Linked DNA regions of Homo sapiens: region 2 is linked to region 1. A link is a loop called in an ENCODE intact Hi-C map of the cell type or tissue named here. Cell type or tissue: uterus. All regions are shown on one strand. Links, peaks and the distances in the headings refer to the core of each region. The heading gives the core; the rest is flanking DNA.

The links. Hi-C counts contacts between places; a loop is a spot of excess contacts. Peaks named below come from ENCODE experiments on the same cell type or tissue, not always from the same donor. Only the 100,000 strongest peaks of a DNase experiment are listed, where the experiment ranks them.
Region 2: it touches region 1 in a loop (2.5-fold over the local background); 6 of 110 quality-filtered maps call a loop at or near these places.

The regions. Positions count from the first base shown.
Region 1 is chr2:43,407,335-43,423,092 of GRCh38, reverse strand. The region is part of intron 28 of THADA (THADA armadillo repeat containing); the gene reads left to right. It also overlaps the pseudogene RNU6-958P. Among named protein-coding and RNA genes, the nearest start is that of THADA, 180 kb to the left of the region's middle. RefSeq lists an enhancer at 14,641-14,820. In uterus, for the core only: no CTCF peak of the experiment used is centred there; a DNase peak (open chromatin) is centred at 7,325; H3K27ac peaks cover 7,145 bases.
Region 2 is chr2:43,339,607-43,355,364 of GRCh38, reverse strand. THADA (THADA armadillo repeat containing) reads left to right here. Exons shown (of 38, transcript NM_022065.5): 30 at 11,128-11,243. Among named protein-coding and RNA genes, the nearest start is that of LINC01126, 120 kb to the right of the region's middle. In uterus, for the core only: a CTCF peak has its summit at 9,613; DNase peaks (open chromatin) are centred at 5,807, 6,214 and 9,767; H3K27ac peaks cover 7,715 bases.

The DNA.
Region 1 (15,758 bases), core at 3,581-11,580:
CTAGAAGCTACAATTTTATTTGTGATGTGTTCTTAAATTGGGCATTGGGCAAATGCTTGAATGTCATCCTATTCTCTAGATTCTTTTCGTTGTTGTCATCATTTTGTATGTCTGATGCAGTTCATCATTTAAAAGTAAGATTCGAAATAGCCTGGACCAGCCTGGGCAACATAAGGAGAACCTGTCTCTACAAAAAATTTTAAAAATTAGCCAGACTTGGTGATTTGCGCCTGTAGTCCCAGCTACTTGGGAGGCTGCGGTGGGAGGATTGCTTGAGCCCAGGAGGTCAAGGCAGCTCAAGTGAGCTGTGATTGGGCCACTGCACTGCAGCCTAGGTGACAGAGCGAGACCCTGTCCCCCAAAAAAGCCTTGAAAGACTGGATTGATGGGATGAGACTATCAAGATAACATTTAATAGAGATATATATCATTCTGATTTTTTAAAGAAAAGTCAAAATTATATACATACAAAATGAGGGCTATCTGGCTTCATAGCAGTTTTTGTGGGGGAAAAAATATCTTGGTGAATGAGATATCCTGGTGAACCATGAGAAAGCAGCATGACACTGTTGCTGCTTCCAGATAGTGGAGGCTGTAGTCCCCCTGAACTCTGTTGGTTAGCCTAAACCCACATTATTCTCCTTATTATTCTGTTCTGGGCTCCCCATTTTAGGAAGGTCACTGAAGAACTAGTATCTGTCGAGGGGAGGTGACCAAGATGAGGAGGAAACCAAACATCTGGAAACAGTTAGACTGGAGAAGACTTAGTGGCAACATGATAATGGTCTTTATATACTTGAGAGACTGCCATATGGTAGAAGGCGCATAATTTCTCTTTTTTGCTCCCAATGGGAAAATGGAAGATAGATTTCAGCTTTTAATTTAAAGAAGAATTTTGTGAAAATTAGTATTCTCTATCAAGGAAAAGAACATATTTCCATAATACTGAGTTTGCCCATCAGCAAAAGTGTTAAGTTTTCAAGGAAAACTGATCACATGTTGAGCATATATCTGCAGCGCACCTGAGGTTGGACTGGATATCATCAAGGTATCTGTTTGGCATGCCTTATTTCAGAATAGGTGAACAACTCAGCTGTGGATTCTGAATGTTCAGTGAATGAAATGATCAACCTGCCTCTAATCCTGTGACAATATTTGTACATTTTTGTTTATGGGTCCTTCGATCTCTCAAAGAAAAGAAGTTGGGATGCCATTCTTGGCATGGCCCAAAAAGTCACAGTGGTTTGCTCTTAAATGGCACCCTCCAGGAATTAATCTACTAAAATTTAGCATTTAAGTAACTTCTGTAACTGTGTTCTGGATAGTTCTGAAAACATATTTTTGGCCTATGAGATGTTATGTCTGAAAAGCATTCTTTATTAATTTAATTACCTTTTTTTGTGGTTCCTGTATTTTTCTCCATTCCAGATGTTGGCTTAAGCCACATTTTCTGACAAGCAAAAGAACATCTGAGTCTTTGAGAAGTCAGAGATGCTTTTCTAAAGAGTGGTTATAGTAGATAACTCTTTATTGTCCCAATTTCCCAAAGTATCTTGAACAGAGTTGCCTGGAGAGAGAGTACAGGGGTCTCCAAGCCTTGCTCATTACAAGTAGAAACACCTGAGAAATAGGGCTTTGCCAGTACTGTTGACATAGAACTTCCTGCCCTGGCCAGCACTCTACCTGGTCTGTGGTTACTACTAAATTCCATGAGGTTCAGAGAAGGGAATTATAGGAAAGGAGTATGCCCCCACCCTTCCCCCGCTGCCCAGCCATCCTAATCTGCTAACAGTTGTTGGGTGAAAAAAGGGTTCTGCTATCCCATAATTCTGTGGAAACCCTGGCCCCTTGGTTTCACTATGTGACTGTCTGATACCAGGTCAGGCTTGGGACCAGATTGTTGAGGCACAGGTGTTCAGTGCTGCTCAGTTTTCTTCTTTGCTTATAGGCCAAACTTGCAAAACATGTAAATGCCCCCAGTGTTATCTTCCATGGGGTATTTGTATATTACAGATACATACATTTTGAAATAAAGCAGTAAAACTCTAATGGTGGTGTTTTAGGCCTTATATAGGGAGGATCTAGAAGCAGAGATTGGAAGGTTGTTTCCTATTGCTGGGGAAATCACATTGTTTGGGCAGCTACTTACTCTGCCTCCTTTTTACTGTGCCTAGCACTTTATTTGGAGGGCTGTACTCATGGCCCTCTGAATTTCTGAATTCTACCCAGGGTAGCTGAGGTTCAGCATGTAGTATGAAATTATGTTTTGCATTATGTGTCTTTTTTTGCAAATAGTTCTGGCATAAAAAGATACCTTGTTATCTGTCACCAATTTTTATCTGTTAGTTCCTAGATAGGGGCCTGGCCAACTTCATTTCTGGTGCCAGATCTCTTTAAGACCATTTTCTAAATATGTTTTTGAGCAGAAGGAATGAGGAGTTCACCTCTTATGGAATGCATTGACAAAGCAAACTAGAAAAACAGAACTTGTAGGGACCAGCTTTTCTTCAGTGTTATCTGTTATCCCAACAGGCCAGTTTAGGTCATGTTAGAACAAGTGATTTGATCTGCACACAGTCCCATTCTTAGGTGAAATTTCTGACAATGATGATAATCTATGGCCTATTGCTGCCATTCATACTAGAAGTTAGAATCTAATCAGTTAATTGAGTAACCAAGTATTTGTTAAACATTCATTGTGTACCTAGCTAGTGTTAGGTCTTGGGTAAGATGCAAAGTAAAGAAAAATGTCTTTATGCTTAAAGAACTTACCGTCTAGCTAATAAGGTAAAATACATGCTTGTGAACCTGATACCGTGTATATTAACCACTTAATTATATGACATATACACTAAGGACTGAGGCCTACAAAGAAGGGGAAGAGCATCAGTGGGTTGGAGAAGTCCGGGAGGCTTTCCCAAATAGCAAGGCAGGAAGAAATGTGGGAGTTCAGTCTGCCATCTCAGGGACTTTTAGAAATCACCCATGGTGATTAACAAGTCATGTGAGAGGAGTGAAAAGTCAGGGGGATCCAACAAGGGGAAGATTGTGATGGAGAGTTTTATGATTCATAACTTGGAAGGCATCATAAAGAGCTTTGCTTCCACTTGAACCAAGGGCGACCCAGGAAATTCACAAAATAAATGGTTTGCTATTTAACAGGAGAAACCATTGATGGTGCACCTTTGGTAACTTTAATAAAGAACAGTATTTGTCCTGAGTGTTGCATTTAAGTCTTGTGGAAGTAATGAATTGTAGTGGGAAAAAAAATTTAAATTTAGTAATACTTAACATTTTAAAGTATCTTAACAGTGTTTTTCCATACAGAACTTTTATTTCCTTGTTCTTAAATTGTTTCTCAAAAATTGTAGCAAAGGTGCTCTGCAGGCATTTTTAATGCTGAATTGAAGGATTTCACATTACCAAGCCCCAAATGCTGACTGATAGGCAGTCATCCTACACAGTAGAGAACATTTTAGATCAAAAATGTGTTTTTTTCTTCCAGAAGAAAATAAGAATTGGGAAATAGAATAAGAAGGTAAAGATAAATTATAGAAGGCTTCAAATGAGGACAAGGAAAAATAATGACATAGTGTGTTTCGGTTAGCTTTCTCTGACTGGAATGGGTTTTCCCTTTCCCTCTGGGCCTTGGCCCCCACCGTCTATTTCTAATCTTCTAGTAAAAACAAGCTACACATGTTACATCAGCTGCTCAGGATACCTTCACCCTCACGTCCTTTTACTTTTTCCTTCCTCACTCACTTTGAACATTGTGACTCTTGACTGCTCATCTTGCCTCCCTTCCAACCAGTTATAGACATTCTCTTCTTCACCATTTATTCTTCTCTGTCTCTTTATATTGTGATCACTCTTCATCACCAGTTCATCCTTCCATTAAGTGTATTTACTGAGGGCCTACTTTGTGCCCTTGCCCAACCCAACACCCCTACTCTCATCACCTCTCATTTGCAAGAGAAGATGTGGAGGCCATCAGGTGTGGGTTCTGTCCATGGAGAAACCCACTCCACCCACAGTCCTCTCCTTTGTTTTATAGCCAGGCTCTAGGAAAAGGTGGTCTGTGTTTAGTCTCCATTTTTCCCCTTCTTAACCCACTGCAGCCTGGCCGCTTCTTCCACTGCCTCACTAAACTGCACCAACAAATAGGAGTGACCTCCTTATTAAAAAAGCCACTGGGTGCTTTTCATTCCTTCTCATTTCTGCTTTTTCTCTGGTGTTTGATGCTATTGCAGACTCCTTTCTTCTTGAGTTCTTTCTTCTGTGGCTTCTCTGGCCGTTATTTCTATCTCTCCTTGGAGGGCCCCCTTCCTCCCGCTGCCTCTCAAACATTGGTATACCTGTTTGTCCTGCCCTCAAACCTTTTCTTTTTCACTTTGCATGCTCTCTCTGGGGTTATCACTCACCTACACTTACCTGGTCCTAGATCTAGAACTCATATAGAATCACAAGTTCAACTTTCTATTGGACAGCTTCTTCTGCATGTCTCACACACATCCAAAAGTTGAGAATTTCAATTACCTCTGCACACTGAAGTTTGAACAGCCTTCTTTTAGGGCCTAGTACAATGTCTGACATCTTGCTCTACCTGGCTAGCTGCAGTCAGGGAACTTCTTTAAGGGAAACATATCAGAATCAGGACTCAGGGTGGCACAGAGGTTCCTCCCGCTGTCAGTGACTGTGTTCATGCATACCCAGTAACAAAGGAGCATTGGTTTAAAAAATCACTGACTTCTGAAAGCGCTCCAGTAAGCTTGAAATGATTTGCTTTGCTTCTTACGTTGATTATCATCAGTTTGAGGTAGCAAGTAGCAGGTGCTTGTTCCTTTCTTTGGAGGTGAAAAGCCAAGGCCCAGAGAGAGTAGACATAATATGCCCACATTCAAAAAGTGACTCCCTAAGGAGTCAGGGCAAATTCATTTATTCATTCACTCAACAGATATTTATTGAAAACAATTATGTTTCAGGCACTAGAAACAGAGTGGTGAATCAGACAGATACAGTTTTTGGCATAATGAGGTATCCTTTTTGACGATGCTTCTTATCTCTTCTTTGCTCCTATTTTTTCCATCCTGATTAGTGATAAATGATAATAATTAGCAAATGTTTACTATAAGCCAGGCAATATTTTAGGACTTTACACATATTAACTCATTTAATCATGATGACAGCACTATCAAGTCATTGTCGTTACTATCCCATTCCACAGAGGGGGGGAATGTTGGGCAGTAGGAACTTTCTAAATGTGTCCTACCTAGCTCATACTGGTAGTGATAAGGCGTGAATTTGAACCCAAACAATCTGACTCTAGAACCCATGCTGTTAGCGACTGCTTTAGCTATTCTAGCTCTTAACACTGTAATACTTGCTTTTGCTCATCTGTTTATGATGCTGTGTCTGTGAAGTATGACAGGGTAGTTCTCAGCATGCCAAAATTAACCTGCAGCTTTACCTAACAAACATTTGGACTTACTTTGCTTTCTTGAGATATTTCCCCCCTTGGGCATTTCGTTGGCAGTAGTCTCATTTTCTAATCTGAAATCAGGAGAAAAGGAAGAAAAACTTGCAATAAAGCTTAAGTGGTTGTGACAGGTTGCTAAATAAAACTGGCTCAACTGAAGTTTTGAGATTCTTGAGAAACACTGAGAATTTCTTACAAAGGAAATTTTCCTTATTATAATAGGAAATCATGGGTCATTGCACAGTTATAAGTGTCTTAGTAAAGAGAGAATGTGGCTTGAGGCTAAGAAGCCTAAAATCTTAATGAGATTATTTGTGGGCTGCTATTTATGCATAATTTTTAAACTCTTAGAAAATATGTTTTCTATCTGTCTTTAGTATGTCATCTTAAGTTTCCACTGCTTTACGTAATTTTGAAAATCTTTAGGGTTGCTAGAAAAAAAAAACAATAATAGCAAATGTTTACATAAGAATTTAAGTTTAGAGTGTACTTTCACATATAGTAACTTGATTGTTTCTCTTTTTACTCTCTTATAAAGAAAACAGCCACTCCGTCTCAAAAAAAAAAAAAAAAAAAAAAGAAAACAGCCATGAGGATATCAATTCGTGTTGAAACTTTTTTAAATTGCCAATGTTTTCTTATGCAGTAATTGTAAACTGATTTGGAAAAAAAGGAAATCTAAATCTGTGAAGCGTTTACATTACTGAATAGTATGAAAGGAAGGTTTTGTTACTTAAGATTGCATATAATAACTTCAGGAAACTGCTTTAATGGATAAGTAACAATAGCATCTGGTTGTTAGTTGATCATCTGTACTCCAAGGCCTCTGAAGTGGGTTCACACCGCCCTTGGTTTGCCAATTTTATATCTTTTATGTACATAGTCCTACTGCCCTCTTTTCATAATTATCCAAAGGTTACCAGCCAAAACCTGTGTGGAGGGTACACGGAGGATGAGATGTGTCCCCTGGGGTTTTTGCATTAGGGAAAATTCCTGATCTGGGACATTTGTGCCCTGACCACCAGCCCCCAAGAGATGCCACATTTTTGTCTACTTTAGTTGAAAACTCTCAGTCCTACAGTAGGCTGTAGTAGGCCTCAGTCTGAATAATCACAAAACCAAGAAACATTAATGAGATTTTTCTGTTCAGTTTCTACAGTGTCCGGAGCATTAACAAAATATATATTTGTATGAAATCTACAGGCTACTGTGTAAATAAGCCTGCTCCCTTTTGGTTATTAAATCATACAGGAAAGAAGCATCTGTTTTAGCAGAAACTGTGGAAAAATATATCCAGGTAGCCCAGGAAAAGTTGAATTGTTACTGACAGATGTGTCACCACAGACAAGAAAAGAATTTACAAAGCAGTGGACAGACAATATTTTCAGACAATAATCTGTCTTTTTGGGTGATGTGTGGGTAGCATTGGTTTGTTTCTTGCCTGAATGTTTATTCATTTTTTTCCCAGGAGAATCCCTTTTGCTCAGCTTCTTTCTGGTTTGGATAAAATGAAAAGTAAAATTGACTTAATACTAATTATAACCTGCATAATTCTACTGAAGAGAAACTTAAGAAATAGAATTATTTTTTCTAGTTAAGCTTCAGGGTCATATAATTATTATAATTCAATCATTTATTATCCCCCCACCCTTTTTTCTGTGTGATTTAAGACATCAGAATTTAATTTGTAGCCAGAATGAAAACTGGACTTAAGAAAAGCTTGACTAGAGAGAGATTTGCATTCTGCTGCGTGGTTGAACATGTCTCTAAAGTAGCAGCTTTAGAATGCCATGTCCTGATAGAATTCCCCGTTGAAAGCTAGCCAGCAGAGCAGCTTCCTTGTGTCCTCCTCCTTGCCTGACCCACCGTGAAGCGTCACGAGGGCCCTAGATATGAACCTCGGGGGCTCCACAGCCTGACAGAAGAGAACTAGTGTCGCTGGGCAATCCATGATCTGGCACAGAAGCCCCAGGCTCTAGATTTTGTAATTGGCCACCCACCCTGGCCCAACCTTGGATAAATATTCCTGAGTTCTAAGTAGGATGAGGAATTTAAATCCCTGTTTTTTCCTGAGTTCTTCCATAACCAGTCCACGACATTGTTATGAGATCTGAGTGGAGTGCCCATGCTTGGAGAGGGAATAAAGGGAGCACGTTCTACTACTACTAATGAATACATACTCCCATTAACAGTCCCTTTTTCCCTAGGAATGATGCCACTGGAAGGGCCAGATGTGACTCCACTGTAGTCACTGACCCAGACCAGCTTTACCCCTAGGGTAATTGAAACCTATATTAAATGATTTGACAGGTCATAAGCAGTGCCCTCTACCCACTTAATTTTCTCAGATGCCTCCTCCATTATGAGCTAAACCTTGTAGATTTTCATTCTTTTAGTATATGGTTTTGATCCCTTCTAAAATGGACATCTCAATGAAACATAAATTACTTAAAAGTTATTAGTAGTCATTTATGCCATAGTATGAATTAGTTTACGTTTCTTTGGTTTTGACAGGAAGATAAATAGAATACGTTGGGGAGAAAATGTAGAACTCGAAACAAAGGGAGAAAGCAAGTTGCCACCTTTGGAAGACTGCAGTGATTTCTTTCCCATTAGAATTTGCTCTCATGTTTTCAGTGAAGCATGGCATCGTGTTTTCCATTCACCTCTCCTTTCTGGCAGGGAAAGACTTGGAGTTCTTTTTACAGCTTTAACTCTTTCTTACCCCTTCTAGATGTAGTTCCATTTCCTTTCTAAGATGAAAGCTTGTCTTTGTGCCCTCCCAGAATAGTTCCAAGCAGCAGAACACAGTGAATCCTTCCAGATAAAAGACCCTGCTGATAAAGTGCCAGATTGTTATCAGAGAAGCAGTGAGGGGAGTCAAGTCCCTACCATTAATTACCTAGTTACAGTTTTGTTTATATCCTGTTCATTTGGGGCATGTTTTTCTTGGACAGTTTCTAGTCTGTGTTCTGAACTGAAGTCTGAAGTTTGTAAAAATCCCAAAGGTCAAGGAATAGTGGGTTCCTTATTTTCTGAAAGGTTTAATGGCAAGGAAGAGAAGATCAAAGTTTCTATCTTTCATCTGGAAGGAAATAGACAAATGCTTCATTTTGGTGGTTCATTCCTCACCTCAAGCATACAAACCATAGTATGTTGGATGAACTCTGACTTCGAATACCTAGCCAAGAGGTTACCTGGAAATAGAATGACATGTATCTCTGTGAAGACGTGAGTATCAACCAATGAATGACTAGATATCCACGCATCAAGGCCAGAGTCCAGTTGAATCTAAAATAAAGCTTCTTGGTAAATGTACTTGATGCCACTGAACTGTACACTTAAAAATGGTTAAAATGGTAAATTTTAGGTTATGTGTGTTTTACCACAACAAAAGTAAATATTACTTCCTGACAGCTCCAGTGCTTCAGTCACAGTTGCAAATACAGTTGGACCTCATCCAATCATTTATGGATTCAACCAACTGTAGATCAAAAACATTTGGAGAAAAAGTAAACACAACAATAAAACACAATGCAAATGTAAAAACAATACAACATAACAACTTACATAACATTTACATTGTATTAAATATTATAAGTATTCTAGAGATTATTTAAGGTGTACCAGAGGATATGCATAGGTTATATGCAAATACTGTGCATACTTTACATAAGGGACGTGAGCATCTCACGGGTCCTAGAACCAATCCTTTGAGGATTCTGAGGGCCAACTGTACAATATGGGTGGGCTGCATGGCCTGCATTATTTTGAATGGGATTGCTGTTGCATATAAAGCATTATGTATCCATTTAAGAACTGTGGGACTGTGAGTACCGAATACCTTAATGAACAGAAGAAGATGAAGAGACCATTTTGTCACCATCATACAAACATACTAGGAAGTTTGGGATTGGAAAAGAGCCCTTTCTGTCTTGAAAATGATTGACTCTGAACCATGATAGCCACTCTCTTTCTACAAATGAACCAAAAGAAGTGGCAATGGGTCACTTGATGGCTGAAATAGTAGTGCCTAAGGCTTTGATTATCAAATAGTGATATTGATATGTTCCACAACTAGAAATGTAGTATTAGGTAAGGCAACCTCATCTGTGGTATCTGGCAGCCATTAAGTAGCCAAGCATATATTTCTTGACCGTATTAAATTTGTATCTCACCTTATGCTGCTGTATTAGGTTCTGTCCAAAACCCAACCCATCTTTGCTAATCAGACTGCTGACTTACGATTCAGCCAGCCCTCTTAGCCTCACTGGTGATGGGGCGGGGGTGGTGGTGGGGTTTTAGGACTAGACTGTTGTGTTTTTCTCATCAAGCCAAGAAACTTCTCAGACCCTGCAAACATGTTACCTGGTAACATAGCTACAGTATGAATTTTAGGATAGAAAGAAGGAAGGGAGGGAGGAAAGGGAAAATAAAGAAAATAGCCCTATGACATAGCTACAGTATGAATTTTTAGGATAGAAAGGAGAGAAGAGGGGAGAGAGGGAAATAAAGAAAATAACCCTATTTCAAATCATGAAGCTTTTTTTATCGTTAACCCCAAATGCCCTTAACTCAGAACTCTGACCAAAAGATGTCTCTTTTTTCCCTGTGTGTATTGAACTCATGCACTCATGCCTATCATCATTTGAAGGTAGTTATGAGACATTCATTATGACTTCAATAACTTGCACATATTTAAATTTAGTGTTTTCTTTAGAAAAGGCTAGAAGATGTAGGGATTTAGGAAGAAGTTAAGGTAAACTTAAAATATATAAAAGCTCACTTTGAGTGAAAACAAGTAAAAACAAGCCCTGACCTTCTCAGAGGTAAGAAAAGTTGAAATTAAATGTATTCTTTAGGAAATAAAGACTTTGCCAAGAATAGCATGGTTAGTTAAAGCAGTCTGGTGTGGAAGGTGTGTCTTTTAAAAAATAAGATTTCTTTACTTTCTTCTTGACTAATGGTTTTGTCAGAAGAACCATTTGAATAATAAATGAAATGCTTTGAAGTATATAGGGGAGTGGAGAACTTTTCTGTGACTTGTATGAACTGGTGATACAGATTATAAACTAAGTGATGCCAAATTCCACCAGTTTACCCAGGCTCTGAACACTAGCAAATGTAGTCAAAGCCATAGAAATCTGCTGATGAAATCATGAAAATGAACAGAAGTGATCCAGATTGTTTAATTTCTTTTGAAATATTATATTTATTAGATTTTAGCACCCAAAAGTTAAACAGTATTGAATTTCACACATAGCACTTTATTTTTAATCTTGGGTTGAAGATTATGCACTTGGCATGACTGAAGAGTGACTCATACATTTTGCACCGACTTTATTATTAGTAGTATTATTTTGATAGGCAAGGAAGAAAGCCGGGGAGTAAGATGATACTGAATTGAGGCTAAATTTGTTAATTGATTGAACTCAAACGGAAATAAAGAATGTCACTTAATTTTCTTCTTTTTATATTCATGTGTGTATCCCCTGTGAAGACTTTGAATGCTACTCATGTTTAAAATCCAACATAAAATATCATCTGATCATCAAAATTGGCAGTGGGAATTAGCAGTATTTTCTTCTAATTAATGTCTCAAACTGTGCCACAGCTAAAATCTCATCACCTGGACACTTTGAAAGATGTGACCAGTATTCTTTACTGACATGTTTCCCATCTTAAAACACAATCACCATGAAATTAATATACCAAGTCTTGGTCACAATCCAGGGAAAGACTTGAAGGCAATGTGATTCTTCTCATAATTAGCAGCCTAATTAAATGCTAGAGGGCTTCAGCTGTATAATAATGTACCGTGCTTCTGAACAAAGATACCACCACCATTGAAACTGTATACTTGTAACACTAGTATATTTTTAATTAGTGGCAGGGTATAGGTGTATGTAATCAGTTTTGTTTCATCTTCTAACTTTGCACAGCAGTCTCCATTGTGCATTCATTTGGAATATATTGAAAAATAATCCACTGATTTGGCTTCTGTTTGTCAGAATTTAGGGTGACTAAAACTAGTATGAGTTGACAATTACCTTTTCATGATGGAATAAGCAAATTAAAAGGCTGTTCAAAATATTAGAAAGCAGGTTTAATCTAATCAAGTTGGGGGGAGGGGAATCTTTTACCTTAATAACCACTACGAAATCATACCGCTGAATACAGCAGGTGAGTTTATTAAAGCTGGCCCAACAAATTTGACATCACTTGGTTGAATAATTGGAGCTGTCAAGTGTCCTTAAAATGAATAAAATTGAATTTCTTTTAATATGTGCTATTGTTGTTCACTTCTATGGTGGTAAAAATATCAGAGATGGGGAACACTCATTTTTGCAACTAGCACAGGCTCTGCAGTGAGACAGACTTGACTTTGAATCCTAGCTCATACATTCATTCCCTTTGTGAGCCTGGGCAAGTCAGTTAACTTCTCTGAGCCTGTCTAGAACATGTGAAAGATTCAGAACATTGTCCAAAAAAATTTTTTTGTTTTTTAATTCTTGTGTGATTGTTAGGATTTAAGTGTTTATTGATTTGATTTTTTAAAAGAGCACAAGGGAACATTAATTCTGGTTGTAAAAGTTTAAAGGAAATAGCTGGGCTTGTTTAATCTGAGGAAGAGAAGACTTGAGATGTTTTGGAGATGGAGCTGGAGGCTAAGAAAGCAAGACAGAATGTATAACAACTTTTCTAATGTATATGAAAGATTATTCTTTTAAAAACAACTTTATTGGGGTACAATTGATGTAAAATAAACTGCACATGTTTAAAGTGTACAATTTGATATTTTTATATACCCATAAAACCATCATCACTGTCATGGTAAGGAACATAGCCATCATCCTTTGTAATCCTTACCCAACCTCCCCTCCCCCACCTCCCTGGCAATGATTGTTTTATGTTCTGTCAATACAGATTAATTTGCATTTCCTAGAATTTTAAGTAAACGGACTCATACAGGATGCATTCTATTTTGTCTGGCTTTTTCACTCAGTATAATTATTTTGAGATTCAGCCATGTTGTTAGGTATATCCGTAGCTTGTTTCTTTTTATTGCCAAATGGTATTCGATTGTATGGATATACTGCAATTTGTTTGTGTACTTAGCTGTTGAACGACATTTATGTTGTATCCATCAACTAGTAACAAATAACTTGCTAGGAACAATCATGCACGAGTCTCCTTTTGGACTTAGGCTTTCATTTCTCTAGTGTAAATACACAGGAATTGAACAGGTGAGCTGCGTGGTGAGTATATATTTAACTTGTTAAGAAACTGCCAAATTGTCTTCCAGAGTGATTATACATTCCCACTAGTAGAGTATGAGAATTCTAATTGTTCCATATCCTAGCCAACACTTGGTATGCTCAGTCTTTTTAACTTTAGCCTTTCTAGTGAGTATATAGTAGTATTTCACTGGGGTTTTAATTTAAACTTTACTAACGTCTAAGGATGTTGGGCATCTTTACATGTATTTGGCATTCATATATCTTCTTTGCTGAAGTGTCTGTTTGAAGCTTTGACCCAATTTTTCTGTTAGGTTGTTTGCTTTCTTTTCTTCTCTCTCTTATTTTTTTTTTTTTTTTAAGAGATGAGATCTTGATCTGACACCCTAGCTGGAGTGCAGTGGCACAGTCACAGCTCACTGTAGCCTCAACCTCCTAGGCTCAAGCAATCCTCCTACCTCAGCCTCCTGAGTAGCTAGGACTACAAGCACATGCCACCATGCCTGGCTATTTTTTTTATTTTTTGTAGAGACAGGGTCTCATTTTGCCCAGGCTGGTCTCGAACTCCTGGCCCCAAGCAATCCTGCTGCCTCAGTCTACCAAAGTGCTGGGATTACAAGTGTAAGCCATCATGCCTGCTTTTGTTTTCCTATTATTCTGAATATATTTTGGATACAAGTCTTTTAGACATAGATTTATTTCTTTCCCTGGCATGTAGAACCAGAAAAACAAAATTAAATTGCAGCAAGAAAAAGTATAATTATACTGTATAAGGAAGTATTTTTTTTGACTGGCAGTATAAACATGGGTACTGGGATAACCAAAGGAGGATGTCAGACTTTCTCAGGGGTATTTAAAAACTGACTGGCAGTAGTCTATTTGGGATACTGTAGGCATGCTGAAATATGACTCAACTTACCTAATTGCAATTTTCATTTGAGAAAAGATACCTTGAATGAGTCTGTTGCTAATATCTCAATATCTGTTGCTCTTTTGTGTCATTTTTCCAGGCCAAAAAAAAAAAGCAATTTTTTGGAATTTTTCAAAACTTTCCTTGTACTTTATTATTTTTAAAAATTCATTCTTTCTGGTTTTAGCTTGAAGTGTTTCTGTGAAACATGAGGAGGGTCATTCAGGGGCATTAATTAGCTTCAGCAAAAACAAAATGCAGTCTCTGCAAAGTAATCAAATTAAAAGAAATACTCAAATTTCTTTCATACAGCAGTAGCACCAATCATTGTTTTAGCTGATGGCACTGGGAAGATTCATTTAACCCTCTGTAGATGCAAAATAATTAATGAGATTCTAGAGAAGAGGTTCTACATGATGAAAGGAGTTGGAGTGGTTGTAGCCCTCAGAAGAGTAAAGGGTGCTTTCATGATGGGATTCCAGTAGAGTTAATGAAGGGTTTTCCTCTGTGTAGAAAACACTGGTCATTTGTTCTCCAACTCCACAGAGGCTCAAACTAGAGAAGATTGGCTCCAACTATAGAAAGATTGAGTATGGTTAGTGTTAGACATAAAACTTTTATTATTAGCATCAATATTATGAGATTAAACAATGGAACAAGAGAGGTCATAATGATATTTTAAAATAAAAAAGATAGCTATCTGCCTGGAATGTTTAAATGTCCATGATTGAATTTTGTTTTTGAAGGGGACTTTGGAGATCATTTACTCTAATAAGCTTTTATAGATGAGGATGTGAAAGGACATTATGTAACTTGCTGTGGCCACATTGTTAGATACTCATATTTTAATTTGAGGATGTCTTAAAAGTAGCCTTGCGTAAGAGACTCGAAGGAAACCATGTAAGTGCTTCTGCTTCACAGTAGGTTTCACTTCACCAAAAAAGTCACTTAAAGCTGATGACTGTGTATTTCTTCTACACCCAAGAAAATTCTGCCAATGTGCTGACATGTATGTGTCTTTTCTTGTCATTAGTAATGTTGAAGATTTTTATTCTTGGGCAGTTCAAACTTGTCTTTAAATAAATACTATACTTTGCTCAGAGGCAACCTAATCTTCTCAGTATCGTTCCAATTTTAGTATATGTGCTGCCGAGGCAAGCACAAAATCAATACTATACTTTGAATGACTGTAAGTGATTTGACCTGAGGTGATCAGTACTGAGAGAGGATACCAGGGGACACTGCCACAGCATTTGTGGAACCTGTCGCAGTCTGCTGTGGGGTTCTTCATAAACTGTTGGTTGATGGCTGCAACTTGGTGGATGACTTGCTTCAAAGTCCTGGTGACTAATTTGCCTTCCTTAAAGATAATATTGAATAAAGCTTTAGGCTTTGTTTTGTTTAACACTAGTTAGAGCAGTAGGAAACATATTTAGACTACCAATTCCTTATGTATGAGACCTGCAAATATGCATTCCAGCCATTGAAATTAGTGGGATAAATTGCCTACAAAGGTTTCCTCATTCATTATCACAACAAAAAAATTGGCACAGGACATTTTATTTGGTTGTGGTTACATTTTATTTGGGAATCCATCATTCTTTTTATGTTCCCATAGACTATCTAGAGTGAAAACCCACATATATTTATATAATATTATATACTTTATTTTAAAGGGTTTATCTAAGTACTAAAAATGAGAGAAAATATTTTAAAGTACCTGGCATCTAGCAGGCACTCAGTAAATATTCCTACCTTCACTTCCTTTTTTCCTTCCTTCTTTTTAGCGTGGATATCAGAATCTTTTATAAATGTAACAGATTATTGTCAAAAAGGGAAGTTAATAGAATTGGTGTATGTTGAGCATTCCCTTGACTCACAGGATGTTTAGATTGTCTAAGATTTTAATATCATTTCAGAGATAATCACCTGAAAAATTAAACTGGTCAAAGAAAAATTTACTCAGCACCTATGATTTGTGCAGTCAACCTTGGACTAGAATTAGAGTACTTTGAATACCAGAATAAGAATATGTATTTAATGTGACAATAGAGAGCTATCATAGGTTCTAGAAAATTTGAAAGCTAAAAAAAAGTTTTTTAATGTCAATAAAAGCATTCCTTTCTAAACCTTC
Region 2 (15,758 bases), core at 3,015-11,014, 67 kb after region 1:
CCTTTGTACACTGTTGGTGGGAATGTAAATTAGTACAATCACTGTGGAGAACAGTTTGGAGGTTCCTCAAAAAGCAAAACTAGAATACCATATGATCCAGCAATCCCACTACTAGGTATATATTCAAAAGGAAGGAAATCAGTATATCAAAGAGATATTTGCACTCTCTTGTTTATTACAGCACTGTTCATAATATCCAAGATTTAGAATCAACCTAAGGCCTAAGTGTCCATCAGCAGATGAATGGTGTATTAGTTTGTTCTCAAGCTGCTAATAAAGACATACCCAGGACTGGGTAATTTTAAAGGAAAGAGGTTTAACTGACTCACAGTTCAGCATGGCTGAGGAGACCTCAGGAAACTTAACAATCATGGCGGAAAAGGAAGCAAATACATCCTTTTCGTGGTGGCAGCAAGGAGAAGTGCCAAGGAAAAGGGGGAAAAACCCCTTGTAAAACCATCAGGTCTCGTGAGAACTCACTCTCTATCATGAGAACAGCATGAGGATAACCACCCCCATGATTCAATTACCTCCCTCTGGGTCCCTCCCTCAATACATGGGTTTATGGGAACCACAAGATGAGATTTGGGTAGGGACACAGCCAAACAATATCAAATGGTAAAGAAAATGTAGTCCATATACACAATGCAGTACTGTTCAGGCATAAAAAAGAATGAGATCCTGACATTTGCAAAAATATAAATAGAACTAGAGGTTCCATGTTAAGTGAAATAAGCCAGGCACAGAAAGACAAATTTCATGTTTTCACTCATTTGTAGGAGCCAAAAATTAAAACAATTGAACTCATGGAGATAGAGAGTAAAATGATAGTTATCAGAGGCTGGGGAGGAAAGGAAAGGGGGATAGTTAATGGGTACAAAAATATAGTTAATTAGATAGAATGAATAATATCTAGTATGTGATAGCACAATAGGGTAACTACAGTCAACAATAATTTATTGTACATTTAAAAATAACTAAAAATATAATTGGAATGTTCATAACAGAGAAATGATAAATGGTCAGTACACATCGTATGCCTATATCAAAATATCTTATGTACCCTATAAATATATACAGCTACCATATACCCATAAAAAATAAAATGTAGCCAGGCATGGTGGCTCATGCCTGTAATTCCAACACTTTGGGAGGCCAAGGCGGGTGGATCACTTGAGGTCAGGAGTTCAAGACCAGCCTGGTCAACATGGCAAAACCCTGTCTCTACTAAAAATACAAAAATTGGCCGGGCGCAGTGGCTCACTCCCGCCTGTAATCCCAGCACTTTGGTAGGCTGAGGCGGGCGGATCACGAGGTCAGGAGATTGAGACCAGCCTGGCTAACACGGTGAAACCCCATCTCTACTAAAAATACAAAAAATTAGCCGGGCATGGTGGCAGGCACCTGTAGTCCTAGCTACTCGGGAGGCTGAGGCAGGAGAATGGCGTGAACCTGGGAGGCGGAGCTTGCAGTGAGCCAAGAACGCACCACTGCACTCCAGCCTGGGCAACAGAGCGAGACTACATCTCAAAAAAAAAAAAATTAGCTGAGCTTGGTGGCCCATGCCTGTAGTCCCAGCTACTTGGGAGGCTGAGGCAGTAGAATCACTTGAACCTGGGAGGCAGAGGTTGCAGTGAGCCAAGATTGTGCCACCACACTCCAGCATGGGCGACAGAGCAAGACTCCATCTCAATAAATAAATAAAATAAAATGTGAAAAAAGGCAACCTACAGATTGGGAAAAAGTATTTGCAAGCCATGTATCAGATAAGGGGTTATTATCTAAGATTTATGAGTAACTCATACAACTCAGCAGGAAAATATATAACCCAATTTAAAAATGGGCAACGAACTTGAATACCCATCTCTTTTATATCTCAAAAAAGATGACATGAAAATGTCCAACAGGTATATAAAATAGTGCTCAACATCACTAATCATTTGATTTGCATTCAGATGAAATCAAAACCATTATGTGATGCCACCTCACTCCTCTTAGGATAGCTGTTATCAAAAAACAAGAGATAAGCGTTGGTGAGGGTGTGCAGAAAAGGGAACCCTTGCATCCTGTGAGTGGGCACGCAGATTGATGCCTCCATGATGGAAAACAGTGTGAAGATTCCTAAAGAAATTACAAATAGAACCATCATAAGACCCAGCAAATCCTGCTTCTGGGTGTGTATCCAGAGAAAGTGAAATAACCTGGGTATCCATAAATGGATGAATGAATAAAGAAACTGAGATAGATAGATTATGTGCAGTAGAATATTATTCAGCCTTTAAAAAGGAGGAGATCTTGCCATTTGCTACATGAATGGACCAGGAGGACACTTTGCTGAGAGAAATAAGCCAGACACAGAAAAGTGTCGCATGATCTTAATTATATGTGGAATCTTTAAAAAAATAATAAAAGTCAAATATATAGAACGGGAGAATAAACTCATGGTTAGTGGTTACCAGGGTTGGAGTATAGGATAGGAAATCAGATGTAGGTCAAAGGATACAAAGTAGCAATTACGCGGGATGAACAAGTTGAAAGATCTAAGTACAGTATTAGGACTATAGTTAATAACCCACTCTTGCCCTGGAAGGTGGTGGTAGGGATGCTAGTTACTATGTGAAATAATGAGTATGCTAATTTGTTTCACTATAGTAACCCTCTCTCTCTCTTTCTCTTTCTCTCTCCCCCTCTCCCTCTCCTCATAACATGTTCTATACCTTAAATATACACAATAAAATTTATTTTAAAAAATTAACTTTGTCTTGACTGAACAAATCATCTGCATTTTTTTATTATTATTATTATTTTTTTTTTAGTCTCACTCTGTCACCCAGGTTGGAGTGCAGTGGCGCGATCTCTGCTCACCGCAACCTCCACCTCCCAGGTTCAAGTGATTCTCCTGCCTCAGTCTCCCAAGTAGCTGAGATTACAGGCACAAGCCACCACACCCAGCTAATTTTTGTATTTTTAGTAGAGATGGGGTTTCGCCATGTTGGCCAGGCTGGTCTCGAACTCCTGACATCAGGTGATCCACTTACCTCGGCCTCCCAAAGTGCTGGGATTACAGGCATGAGCCACTGCGCCATGTATTATTTTTCATTAGTAAGTTTTACTACATTAAGAGTTTCTTGTTGATCTTGATACTCTCTCTTTCAGAAAACTCGGTAGTTGAAGATCCAGATATATAAGCAAGATAAATTATCAAATATAAACAGCTCTTCCTAAAGAATTTAGACAGATTTATTTTACAAATAATTTTATAACTAGATTTTCAGAAATGTATCTGTGTTCTAAAATTAGAAGCTTTTTAGTTAGAGCAGGTATTATGTTAGTGTTTAGTTAATTTTAAATTCTTCATATGCAGGCCTTCATTTGTATGTTGGGTTAAGGTTGACTATCTGACACCACTGTCCAAACCTTGCCCTTACGAACAGCTTGGGGGCCCTTGTTGGGGGCCCTTGACAAGTCTCCCCTGTGAAGGAACTCATAATTACTTTATAGAATTTAGAACAATAGGTGAGAGATTATCCAAGACAAATGTATACTTTCTCTCTTGTCAATACTATTTCCCCCAACACCTTGGTGTGACCAGAGTTTACAGAGGTGACTTTTAGCACCCCAGCTGCTGCTGCAAATGCAGCTTCTGTTCTGCCACCCCTAGCAAGACCGTGGTAGAATTCCGAATCAATGAATCCTCTGTTTTCAGCCCCTCTCCCTGCCAGATAAAGAGCTCTATACTCTAGAAAAGGATAGTATAGATTGATAACCATGATGATGGGATTAAACAGTTTTTTAAAATCATCAAATTAAAGGAGATGTTGGAGCACTGAAGAGAAAAACAGTGAGTTTTAGGGTGGGAGTGGGGGTAGTTGAGGAAAGCTGGGGAGAGTTTTATGGGGAAGGTGACGTTTAAGCTGGGCCTTACTTTATTAATGGAATTTCAGTAGGTGGAGTTGGAGAAGGTGGGGAGACAAATGATGGAACGTCCTGGCCAGGAAAGCATTTGTAAGTTGTTACGAATGGGAAATTGTTCTTTGTGGCCACAGAATAGGTTCGTAAAGTGGAGGAAACAGAAATTAAATCTGGAAAGGTAGATTGAGCCTTTAGTGCCAGCACATTCTTTAGGAGGTTGAAAGTCATTGATGGATTTTGAACTTGAGAGTGATGTCCTCAGAGCTTGGCTTTAGGAATATTTCTTTGCTGGCCATTTGTAAAATAAGTGCTGGAGGCAGAGACCAGGCAGTTAAGTTGTTTTTAGCATCTGGGTGCAAAGTCTTCTTGCTCCTGAACTAAAATAGTGGGAGTGTTAATAGAAAGGAGGGGATGGATTTGAGGCCCAAAGTGAATTTCCAGTCCCCAGCAGGCTTTGTGTTTTTGTACACTGTAGTCCTTAAAGATATTCACGGCCTGTTTCCTGTGATTCTCTCCCCAAACTAGAATCAGCTAGGAAGTAATTACACTTTGTACTTAGCATCCTTTTCCTGGCAGCAACACACAACACAGTAAGGTGTCATGTTTTGGGGACTTAGCAAGACCATCCTAAGGATGTATTCTTACCCAATAAACAGGTTGAAGTTTAGGGAAGCAACCACATGAAATGCTTCCTGGCTGGCCCTCTAGCAGATTGGTGGATTCATGTGGACAGCAAGTGCCCACCAAGCACTTTCTTCTGGGGAATGACCAGGTTGAGGAATTCAGGTATCCCAAGGTTCCGGCTCTAGCCCAGTTGGGCTGTGAATAAAAAACAACATGTTGAGCTCTGAACAGATGATATAAGTAGGTACTTATACCCAGTAAGCATGGCACCCTGCATTGTGGAAGTCAGAGGCAAGAGGGGTGCTCCTGAGAGGCCTACGGCCTAGTTGGGGTTCAGTTAATATGCCTGAAGCGGAAAACAAATCCTAGCCCACACTGGAATGACTGCAAATGACATACTGTATTGTTAGAGACCTTTCTCTCTCTTGCCTTCCCACCTTGCCCTCCACTCACATACAAACACAATCTGCATTTTGAATAATTTTTGCTGTATCTGTTTCCCAGCAGTGATGTGATTGGGCTTGTTTCTGTGAATTAGAAAGTTTAGATTCCTCCCTCAGTCATCTCCCTTTTACCCTTTTACCCCCTTTCAATCTGACCTAGAGCCATAAAATACTTCTGCCTGCCTGCCTGCAGTTCTGTTTGTATGAATTAAGTCGACAGGATAAATATTCACATTCCCAACTACAGGCTGAAACAATGTTTGCCTGTTCTACCCAGTGAGTCGAGAAAAAAAGGGGGCCTGACATCACCCTATACTGTACATTCCCAGCATAGATCATTTATTTAAGTCCCTGAAAAAATACAGATGTTTTACCAGTCGAAATAAAATCCTGTGTAAACACTAAGGAAAATGTGGCACTGACTTAGCTTTGGGGGTTGAAGCAGTGCAGGGAGAAAACTAGGCAAAATGGCAGATACAGAAATTTTATACTTGGCTGAAGGTGATAGGGTCAAAAATATTCACCTGCAGTCTGCATGCAGCAAGGGAAAAACATAGCATTTGCTTTTAAGAAAATACAGTTGCAAAAGTGGACAGGTTTTTTAATCTTCAGAATTTGAGGTTTTTAATGATTACGATACATTTCCCCCATTTATATCTGACCTTTGAAATGAGCATCTCTTTTCTTATTAGAGTTGTCTTTTTTCATAGCCTGTCTAACCTTGTCCTGTTATTGCTGGATCCTGCTGGTTTCTGGAGCTCAGCTGCTGTTGATTTTATAAGGGGGAAAATTGCCTGGAAGCCATGCTTGGTGAAGAGGAAAACCCATCTCAGCGTTGCATTCCCAAACAACCATATATCATCTTGATCTTGTCTAACACAAGTTGCTATTTTAGTCCAGCAGCATAAACTAGACATATTTTACTGGTGCAGTGCAAGTTTTTTCAGGGAACTGCCTCATGTCTCTTTTTAGGCCCATGGCATTTATTCAAAGAGCATTTCAAAGCTGCCAAAATGGACCCCATGCTTTGCACAGATGCCTGGGGCTCCCCTGAGTCTCTCTGTGTTTAGAGTGGAGGGGTGAGGGACAGAGGGTAACTGCTTCCAGGTTCTCCAGACTTCTCAGTTCCCCTCAAACTTTCATTAAGGCTTGCATCTCAGGGGCAAGAAATCAGCCTACTCACTGACACCCTCCTGCAGTGCATTCCCTGCTCCTCCCAGCTGCTTCCATGACCACCCCCTCCTCAGGGCAGGGCTGACAGTCCCATCTCTTGGCAGTTCCATGCCTATGATAGTCATGGATGATGCTGTTGGCTTGTACTTGTTTGTTTCATAATGTGCTTTCAGTCTTTTTCTGATTGGGTCATAACCATCTTAGGGCAACAAAGCTTTCTCCTGTTTCTTGTGCTGATGACCCCTATGTCCACCTCTAACCCTTCTCCAAGGGACCTATTACAGCTAGGGGTAAGCATCTGTCCTCTGTTTTTCCCAGTGTGATTATTAATAGAGCTCCCTTTTGTCCCTGAAGAATTCTTTTTTGCGACATAAATTATCCTAAGTAAAGCAGTCATCACACGGATATTCCCAACCAAACTCATTAATTCCCCTCCCTCATTCCCAAGCCTGCTGTAGATTCTCTTATAATCTCCATCTTGAAAGATGCCCCTTGTTCACCAGCTGCCCAAGTTAAGAGGCTCTTTCCTGCGCCTTAACTCCATGTCTAAAGCAGTTGCCAAGCCCTGCCTCTGCAGCCCGCAGAAGCTCTCTCAGATGTATCCTTTCCTCTCCTTCCATTGCTGTTTTAGTTTAGATTGGGGTGGGGTGGAGATGTCACAAAATCAGAATCCTACCCGTGCCAGGCAGGTAAGTGAACCAAAGGGGGATGAGTATAAACACAGGGGCTCTCTGCCCATTCTTTGTTTTCAAACTTTTAGTAGAGATTTGGGTTCAGTAAGTATTTTATTTTTTTCTTGATTCTCCGAAAGTTTAAAACAAACAAACAAAAAAGCCTAAGAGCTTTGATAAATGGCATTGACCCTCCGTCTTAGTGACTAGAGTAACAGGCAATAGTAATAGTGGTGACAGCGGTGGTCTAGAGAGTGCAGTTCTCATCTCCGGGGCCAGCTCCTGCTGCTCAGCTCCGGCCAGGTGACTGTTTGCCCTACAGGAAGGTGGGCCGCTATAGCCAGATCTAATTTTTCAAAATGGAAATCAGGATGACTTTAATGTGAAATATCCCAATTCATAAAGGTTGATTTAAAAGTACTGTATGGGCTAAATAAAACATCTGCAGCCACTTTTGGCCCAAAGGCTATTGGTTTTGAGCCGCTGGTTTCAACCCTCCCCTCCTCTTGTCTAGACTACTACAGTAGTCCTGGGCATTCCACCCCTTCTGCTATGACCTCCACACTGCCCCTGGCTTTTTTCTCCAAGTTACAGATCTCATCACCCAACAGCACTCTCTGAAGAAATCTTTGCCGTCTGCAGAATAAAGTACACATTCCATGACATTGCCTTTAAGGTCTTTGTCTGACTAGACCCGACTCCTTTCTCCAGCTGTGTCTGCCACCACCCTGTGCACACCCTGGCTGTTCTCTGCGCACACAGGACCACTTGTTGTCCCCTGAGTAGTACCAATATTTTTAAAAATTAAGAGACTATTTTTAGAACCATTAGATTTAGGGAAAAATTGAACTGGTAATACAGAAAGTTCCCAAATATTTTTCTCCTCCCCACCTCTTTCCCCCAATTTTCTCCTACTATGAATATCTTGTATTTATGTGGTGCATTTGTTACAATTAATGAAGCAGTATTTACACATTATTATTAACTAAAGTCCATAGTTTAAGATTCACTCTTTTTGTTGGCATTACCAATATTTTAATACCCTTAAAATGTGTTTTAATTGTTTTCACTGCTTGCATACCCTTCCCTCGATTCTGGCAAGACTGTTTTTAAGGCCACGTATGCATATCACTCTTTCTGCAAAGTCTTCTCTGACTGTTTATTTTTGGAATGGGGCTGGAAGAGAGGGAGCAGACAGAACATGGAAAAGAATCAACATTGTTATCACTTCCCTAGTGCGTGCCTAGTAGTATATATATTCTTTTAAATCTCTCTACAGTCCTACAAGTTAGATATTATTATACGCCATTTACCATGGAGAAACAGAGGTTAAGTTGCCCAAAGCCGCAAAACTGATAACTGGTTTACACCTATCTCTGCCCGGCTTCAAAATCCATGCTCTTCCACTTTCCCATGAGGCTGGATTCTTAGCACTAATCTAGCCTTCCTGCCTCCACCATCAGATGAGGCATCCACTGGGATGAGGAGTACGGCGTGATTCAGCTCTCCGTTCCACTCCAGACACAGAAGTCGGCACTACGATAGCTCACAAAACCCAAGGGAATGTGTCCTAAAGGAGTGAATATAGGAAGAAGCACCAAACACCAACATCGTTTTTATTTGGCAAATGCTTGTTGAATTCCTACAGTGCATCAGACTTGTTGGAGGGGGAGGTCAAGCATACAAACAAAAGTGATGACGATGCTGCCATGCAGGTTGTAAATCATGACCAGGCAGAGTCAGGAAAGCTATTGATTTTTCATGTCTCCATGACTAGAATGTAAGCTACAGGAAAGCAAGGAACTATCTGGTCTCTGCTGCAGCCCCTTGGACAGTGCCTGGTAATAAGAGTTGTTTAATAAATATTTGTTGACAATGTTTGCCAATTTAGGACACATAAAATGACACTGAACTTCTGAGTTCTCATGTGTGTTGGCAGTTAATCATCCTCCTTGGTTCTGGCAGCTTTGGTTTCTCTGTGCTTGGTTCAGTACAGGCCTGGGTCTGACTGCTTTCTTAGCCTCAGAATTCTTTGGGACCAGAACTTTAGGAAAGTGAGGAAGAAAGAGTTGCCTTGCTACTTGCCATCCTTTAAGAGCTGGTGGACAAATTGCCCTTCTTGGGAGCTGCCGGAGCTCCTGAGTCTGACCTTGATCAAATCTTAGTTTCAAAGGGCCTGGCCTTATACCTGGACCTCATGCCAAAGGATGGTCTCATTTTTCTTGAACCCAACACACTAAATGTCTATGAGGTTAGTTGTGTATTCAAATATTTTTATTTTCTTAAAGAAAAATATCTCAAAAACACTAACCTGTTTCATACAATTGCTTATAAAACTTTCTTTCCTTTCTCTTTCCCCTGTCTTCTCTTCTCCCTCTCCTTCCCTGCCCCATTTTTTTCCATGACTTCTCTGACCCTGGCCCTTTGACATGCTTATTTCCGCCACAGTTCTTTTCAGCGTACCTGGCTCTCCATTTGTCTCGTGTAAATAGATCGCTCTCCATTCCTGGTGAATAACCAGGGTCACAATTGTCTGGTTTGTACCCAATGTGACAGAATTGTAGGCTGATTTTCATAAACCAGAGCTACCAAGCGTTTCAAAAACAGTCTTGTTTTTGCCAAGTAAGGTGAGCAAATATAGGACTAAGTTTAAACATCCATCAGGAGTTATTTTTGAAGTGATTGCTTCTAAATGAGAAGCATTTGAAAATCTCACAGGTTTCTTTACAAGTAAATTCCGAAGTCATGCATTTTGCTGGTGTCTGCTGATTAATTGCGATCCTGTGACACCATGAAAAGCCCTGGTGGTTGGTTTTGTGCAGCTGTAGAGAAAAGTAAAGCAAAGCCCAGTGACTTTGCCAGCTCTTTCAGGACAGTGGGGATTCAGGCTGAGGAAGGTATTTTTTCCCTCTGGCAGTCACCACATAAGAACAGAAGCTCCAGCCAGACCCATTGCTCCAGACTCCACGTCGGGTGGTTTGGGTCCCTGCGGGGGTGTGGTGAAGGCATGACATTTGATCTGTTGCTTCTGAAATAACAGATCCATTATTAGACAAAGCATTTTCAGTCTCCACATTGGGACTTGTGTGCACTCTCCTGTACAGTTACTTCTGTTTAGAAGAAATTTATTTTGATTCTCTAAACAGAAGGTGCTTGGCATGTATTTGTTGTTGGTGATTGCAGACGTCTGACCCAGTAAAACCTGCCAGTCTACCCATTTAGGGTCTGATGACTCTGGATTGATTTTATCTGGCCTTTTCTGTTTCTCATTACCCCCTTCCGTATCTAACTCTCAATTATTTCACTATTGTCAGCCCATTGTTGATAGGAGAGAAAGAGAGGAAAACGTTGAATCTGGTTACACAGAAAGAATCATTCACAGCTCTAGAGAAGGATATAATAGGGAAAGAAAACAGATGTTATTAAAATAGACTTTCAGAGTTCTTAGTGTGTTTATCTATGCTTACTTTGCCACACCCACCTCTTCCTCTTGATTTAGATAAGGAGGCTGGAGACTGAAGGATTTCTCTTGACTTGCATTTCTCTCCTTGGCACTAGCCAAGGTCAAAAGATCTCATTTATGCCCTTGTCCTTATTCTTTGTCTGCTATAGATTTGTACTCCTCACAGAGGCTTTGCGGATGTCATTGCTGAATCCAGTACATACATACGTGCATACATGCATATACACGAGTATCCTTGTATAAGTGGGGCACGTCTGCATTGCTGCATTCACTCCTGACATCGAAGGGAAGATCTGCTAAAAAAAAAAAACAAAAAAAACCCTAAATAGTTACAAACATCACTGCCCAGTATTTGCTAAGGCAAGAATTAGTTTGACCTACTTCTTTAGCCACGACTGTTCTAATGAACTCAGACATGTAAACCAGTTTAGACTCTCAAACAATGTATTTTTCTTTAAATTTAAGACTTTGACTTTAAAAGGCACATTTTATTTTCATGTGCGACAGCTAACATAAAGATGTTTGCATTTCTTTGCTGAAATCAGTGTATAGGTTGTTTGTAACTAATAAACTCTTGTGGCAGATGATTGTTGGGCCACAGTCATCAGTTTTGGGGATTGTGTGAGAAACCCATAGCAAAGTATGGATTAAGGACTTGGGTTTCTCGGCACTGCTACATCCTCCAAAACCAACATGCCTTTCTGCAAAGAGACCAGAGCTACATTCTGCAGGTGTCTGTTTTCTTTGAGGGGAACATTTTAAGGAAACTTAAAAGGGAGGAACTGAGCATTTAGGAAAAATATATTTTCACAGCAGGATTTTTTTTTCTTTTTTGGTTTAGGTTTTTCATTTGTTGCAAGCCTACTCAGACTCCAAACACGGAACGAATTCAGACTTCCAGCACGAGCTGACTGACATCACTGTTTGTACCAAAGCCAAACTCTGGCTGGCCAAGAGGTATGTTAAAATCCCACATGAGCAAGGAGTTATCAGGGGTTAGGAATACATTTGAGAATTGCTGTTTCTAGTTGTGGGGAGTTTTAAAAGTCATTGGCATGAGTTTTCTAAACTTATTGGAGTATTTATCCTTTTAGAACTTTGGGTTGTGGTAAAGAAAGAAAAATATTTTCTTGACAATTTTTCTAAAACTGCTAAGTGACTGAGGGGCATGTAATATGGCTTTTTGTCTGCCCACCAATCAGCTTGTTTTTGTTGAAACCTGCTGCGTGCCCAGTCCTGTGTTAGATATTATAACAATGAAAGGCAGTAATTGACTAAATCATGTGGTACAGACTCTTAGGTGCCGTGGCAACTCAGAGATTAGAGATTGCTGTAGGCTTGAGCAGGCACTGAGGGACAGATAGGGTGTGAATAGCAAGAGGGGATGGAAGTTGCCTTTCTTAGGTGGGTAGTAAGGTAGCTTGAATAAGCAAGGCAAAAAAGAATAGAAACATATTTTTCATCCTTGCCATTGTTAGTTTATCCTGGAACTTAGAACATTTACTGTGTGAAAGATGAAGGAGTAAAAGGAATTTCTCATGTAATATACAGGGAGTCCTCTCTGTAATGCCATGTTCAAAATCTGTGTTGCAGGACTCTGGTGGTGGTAGGATAGTGTTAACTGCAAAGGCCCTCCGTAGGTCCTCTGTAAGTTCCACCAGAGTAGCTCCAGAAGAGGCGCATGTGTTAGTGTTACTACCTTTCCTGCCATAGTACACGCATTTAATTAAGAGTCAGTTTATTGGCCGGGTGTGGTGGTTCATGTCTGTAATCCCAGCACTTTGGGAGGCTAGGGCAGAAGGATTGCTTGAGCCCAGGAGTTCAAGAACAGCCTGGACAACATAACGAGACCCCATCTCTACAAAACAACGACAACAACAAAAATTAGCCAGGTATGGTGGTGCATGCCTGTAGTCCCAACTACTTGGGAGGCTAAGGCAGGAGGATGGTTTGGGCCCAGGAGTTTAAGGCTCTAGTGAGCTGTGATTGCACCACTGCACTCCAGACTGGGTGACAGAGTGAGACCTTGTTTCAAAAATAAATAAATTTCTGATGCTTAGAGTTTGAGAAACAAACAAGTTGAAAAAAAAAGAAAAAAGTATATTGGCTGTCTAAAGTAGAAGCCTCTCTTTTTTATTTTTCAAAAAGTGTGCTTTTGGTCACTTTTGTTGGGCTCTTACCTTCTGTGGCAAGTCAAGTAATGGGCTGTGTGAGGCTCTCAAATCAGTTTAATTCAACAAAGCATTGTTGAGCACAGGCTACCTGCTAGCCTTTGTGTTAGGAGATATAGGGATACAAAAATATAAAAGAGCTAGTCCTGGCTCCAGGGACTTCCAGGAAGTGAGAAAGACGTGTATAAATAATTTTCATCTGGTATATTAAGTATTATAACAAATGTCTGTAGTAGGTACAGCATTACGCCAGAAGAGGGGTGAGAGAGGGCTGACATCAAACTGGCCATCAAGAGTGAGCCAGAATTTTGCCAAGTGGCCAACACAGGTAGGGGAATTCCAGGCTTAGGTAACGGCATAGGCAGAGACACAGCAATATGAAACGGCACTGTAGGTTTGCAGAACCATAAGGAAGTTAGCCCTCTGGAACCTAAAGTGTAAGGCACAAGTGGCAGAGAATGGGGCTCAGGAAATATGCCCAGGCCACACAGTGAAAGCTCCTGTAAGAAACCTTTTGGTGAAGGAGCCAGCGGTGGATTTCCCAATGTGTGGATGTGTGTATCTCAATTATTGTCTCAACATTAATAGCTTTGGATAGGGATATTGATGGAGAAATTATCTTGTGTCTGAAATGCCGGTAAAGTTATTGGGAGCCTCTCATTTTTAGTCTGTTAGTCTATTCTCCCTTTTTTTAGACAGGGTCATGCTCTGTCACCCAGGTTAGAGTGCAGTGGCGCTACCACGGCTCACTGTAGCCTTGACCTCCTGGGGCTGAAGTGATCCCTCCGCCTCAGTCCCCTGAGCAGCTGGGACTACAGGCACACGCCACTATGCCTGGCTAATTTTTGTGGGGTTTTTTGGTGGAGAAGGAGTTTCAACAGATTGCCCAGGCTGGTCTCGAACTCCTGAGCTCAGGTGATCCACCTGCGTCGGCCTCCCAAAGTGCTGGGATTACAGGCATGTGAGCCACTGCACCCAACTTGTTTTCTCCATTTTATTTAGAGAGTAGGAGTTGCTTACCCATGAAGTGTTTACCCACGCCTAGTACCATTTGCCTTCTGTGTGGCTCTTAGCATCCCAAAGATACATATCACATCAGTACCCTCAGCTGTTTGCCAGGTAATAGGCCACTTCTTCCTACCTGTTATTTCTGGGGATCAAGAAGTCAGAGCTGTCCAGAAATTATCCTCTGAAACCTGCTTCTAGCCAGGACTGTCCCAAGTATCCTAACACTCTAGTTCTTAAAGTGCTGTAAGGAAGGAGTTTCTGCCCCCTTAGCTTGCTACTCCTTCATGCATCTCGTAGAAAGTCATTATCCACTGGCTTCCTGAGTCCATTACCTCTTGTTGGATGAGATGGAGGAGATGGAGCGGCAGGCCAGCCATTGAGTGGACCTTCATGTTGTGCAGTGCCTGAAGATGGCTGACAAAGCTGCCATCAGCTTCCTCTGCAGCTAAGAGGAAGGGAAGTCCTCCTGGCCTTTTAAAACCTGTCCTGTGGTCCCTATTGCTGTTTTCTAATTGGGCTTTCCATTCTCATTCCCTCTGCTCCCCACCCCACTTCTGATTTTTCTCCATGATTTTCCAGCTCTAGAAGACAAAGGAATGAATCACTGCAATTTACTGGGTTTCCACCTTCCTTGCCCAGAATGTAGGACAGCCACTTTTCTGTTTCCAGTACAGTCAACTCTCTATTATCCAAGTGTGAACTTTCCGCTTTGTGGGTGGTCTGTAAATGGTTCCTAACACCAGGCTTCCTTTTGCTCCCCAGCACACTTTTACAAGTGTTAATCAGAATGTGTTCAGAGCCTGAAATAGAGTTTGGAAGGAAAACATACTGCCAGACAGCACAATGCATTCCAAAGCTATGTATCAGTTTTTCTATATTATCCACATCATTGACAGGATAACTTTGAGGTTCCTAAATAGCAAATTATAGAACTGGGTATAAGTGATGAAGCCTCGGTGTCACATGCCTGCCCTGTCCCTGAGGTCCTCTTGTTCTGGGAGTTGTCTGTCTATACTAGTTAACTCCATGCTCAGACACACCCCCTCTCGTCCTAGCGGTCCCTTCTCAGAACAGACCCCTGTCTTTACTTTCTCACCTGCCTTTCCCATGAAGATATTACAGTGCAGAGTATTCCAAATTCAACTACTGAAGAGGCTTTTTTATGTCCCTGGTAATTTACACATGAAAGAAAAATAAATGTTCCTTTGAGTCTACTAAGGATTTTCTGTATCTTTTGAATATAAGCTATGAAAAATTAATGTTTTTGCAAAGAAAAAAATGTTGCCTTAAATTTTAACACCGACACCCTTTTCCTTCCCTAATTTATTTGATCATTAGCCTGAGTTTCTTCAGTCCCATAAGTACAAAAATGCTAGTGGATATGTATTTGTCCTTTTGTTCTCAAAGAAAGTTTTTAAAAAATTGATTGGCACTATTGGATAACCAATTCAGTCTTTAAATTTTGACTCTGAAATTGAGGGAACATAAAATGAAGACTTTTGTCCTATATTTGTGTTTTGACTTTGCAAGATTAATAGGGATTTATATGAGGTGATTAAGCAATAGCCATGGAGTTGTTGGGGAATTTTTGGTGATGAGTGGTCAGCTGGCAACATGGCTTCAGGAAAGGACTGGGCTTCTGCTCTTACAGGCTGCTTTTCATTCCAGGATGTCAAAGCCTTAATGGAAATCAGCTCATTAATCCTTCAAGTCCTTTCCTTCCTGTTTTCCTCCACTCCTCCCTTCTTGATCCAGTTTACTGTCTAAAGCAGTTTACTAACTACTGAAAGAAAACTAAACTGACCTAGACCAGAAACGAAATGAGAGTAGCCGTCTAGTAGGGATCTGCTGCTGTCCTGGAAAGGATGGCAGTGGGCATCATGAGAGAGGAATCACCCAGTCTGACACTCATGCTAATTACAAAAACTTTTTTTTTTAAGTTTTTTATTTATTTATTTATTTTTTAGTTTTAGAGATGAGGTCTGGCTGTGTTGCCTATGCTGGACTTGAACTCCTGGGCTCAAGCAGTCCTCCCACCAGAGTCTTCCAAGTAAGCTGGGATTACAGACATGAGCCCCATGCCCTGCCACCCTTGCTGCTTGCAGATTCCAGCTCAGCTGTCCCAGCTAGATCGCTTATTTACTTTGGCTAAGAGTTGTAATTAGTATTATATTAGGCTTAAACTTTTCAGAAGTGAATTTGGCTATCTAGTTTCTCCTTCTTTGGTTATAAAAGGAAAAAAATAAGTGTGTATGTGTATGTTTATATATTGCATGTGTGTTTCTTTTGGTAA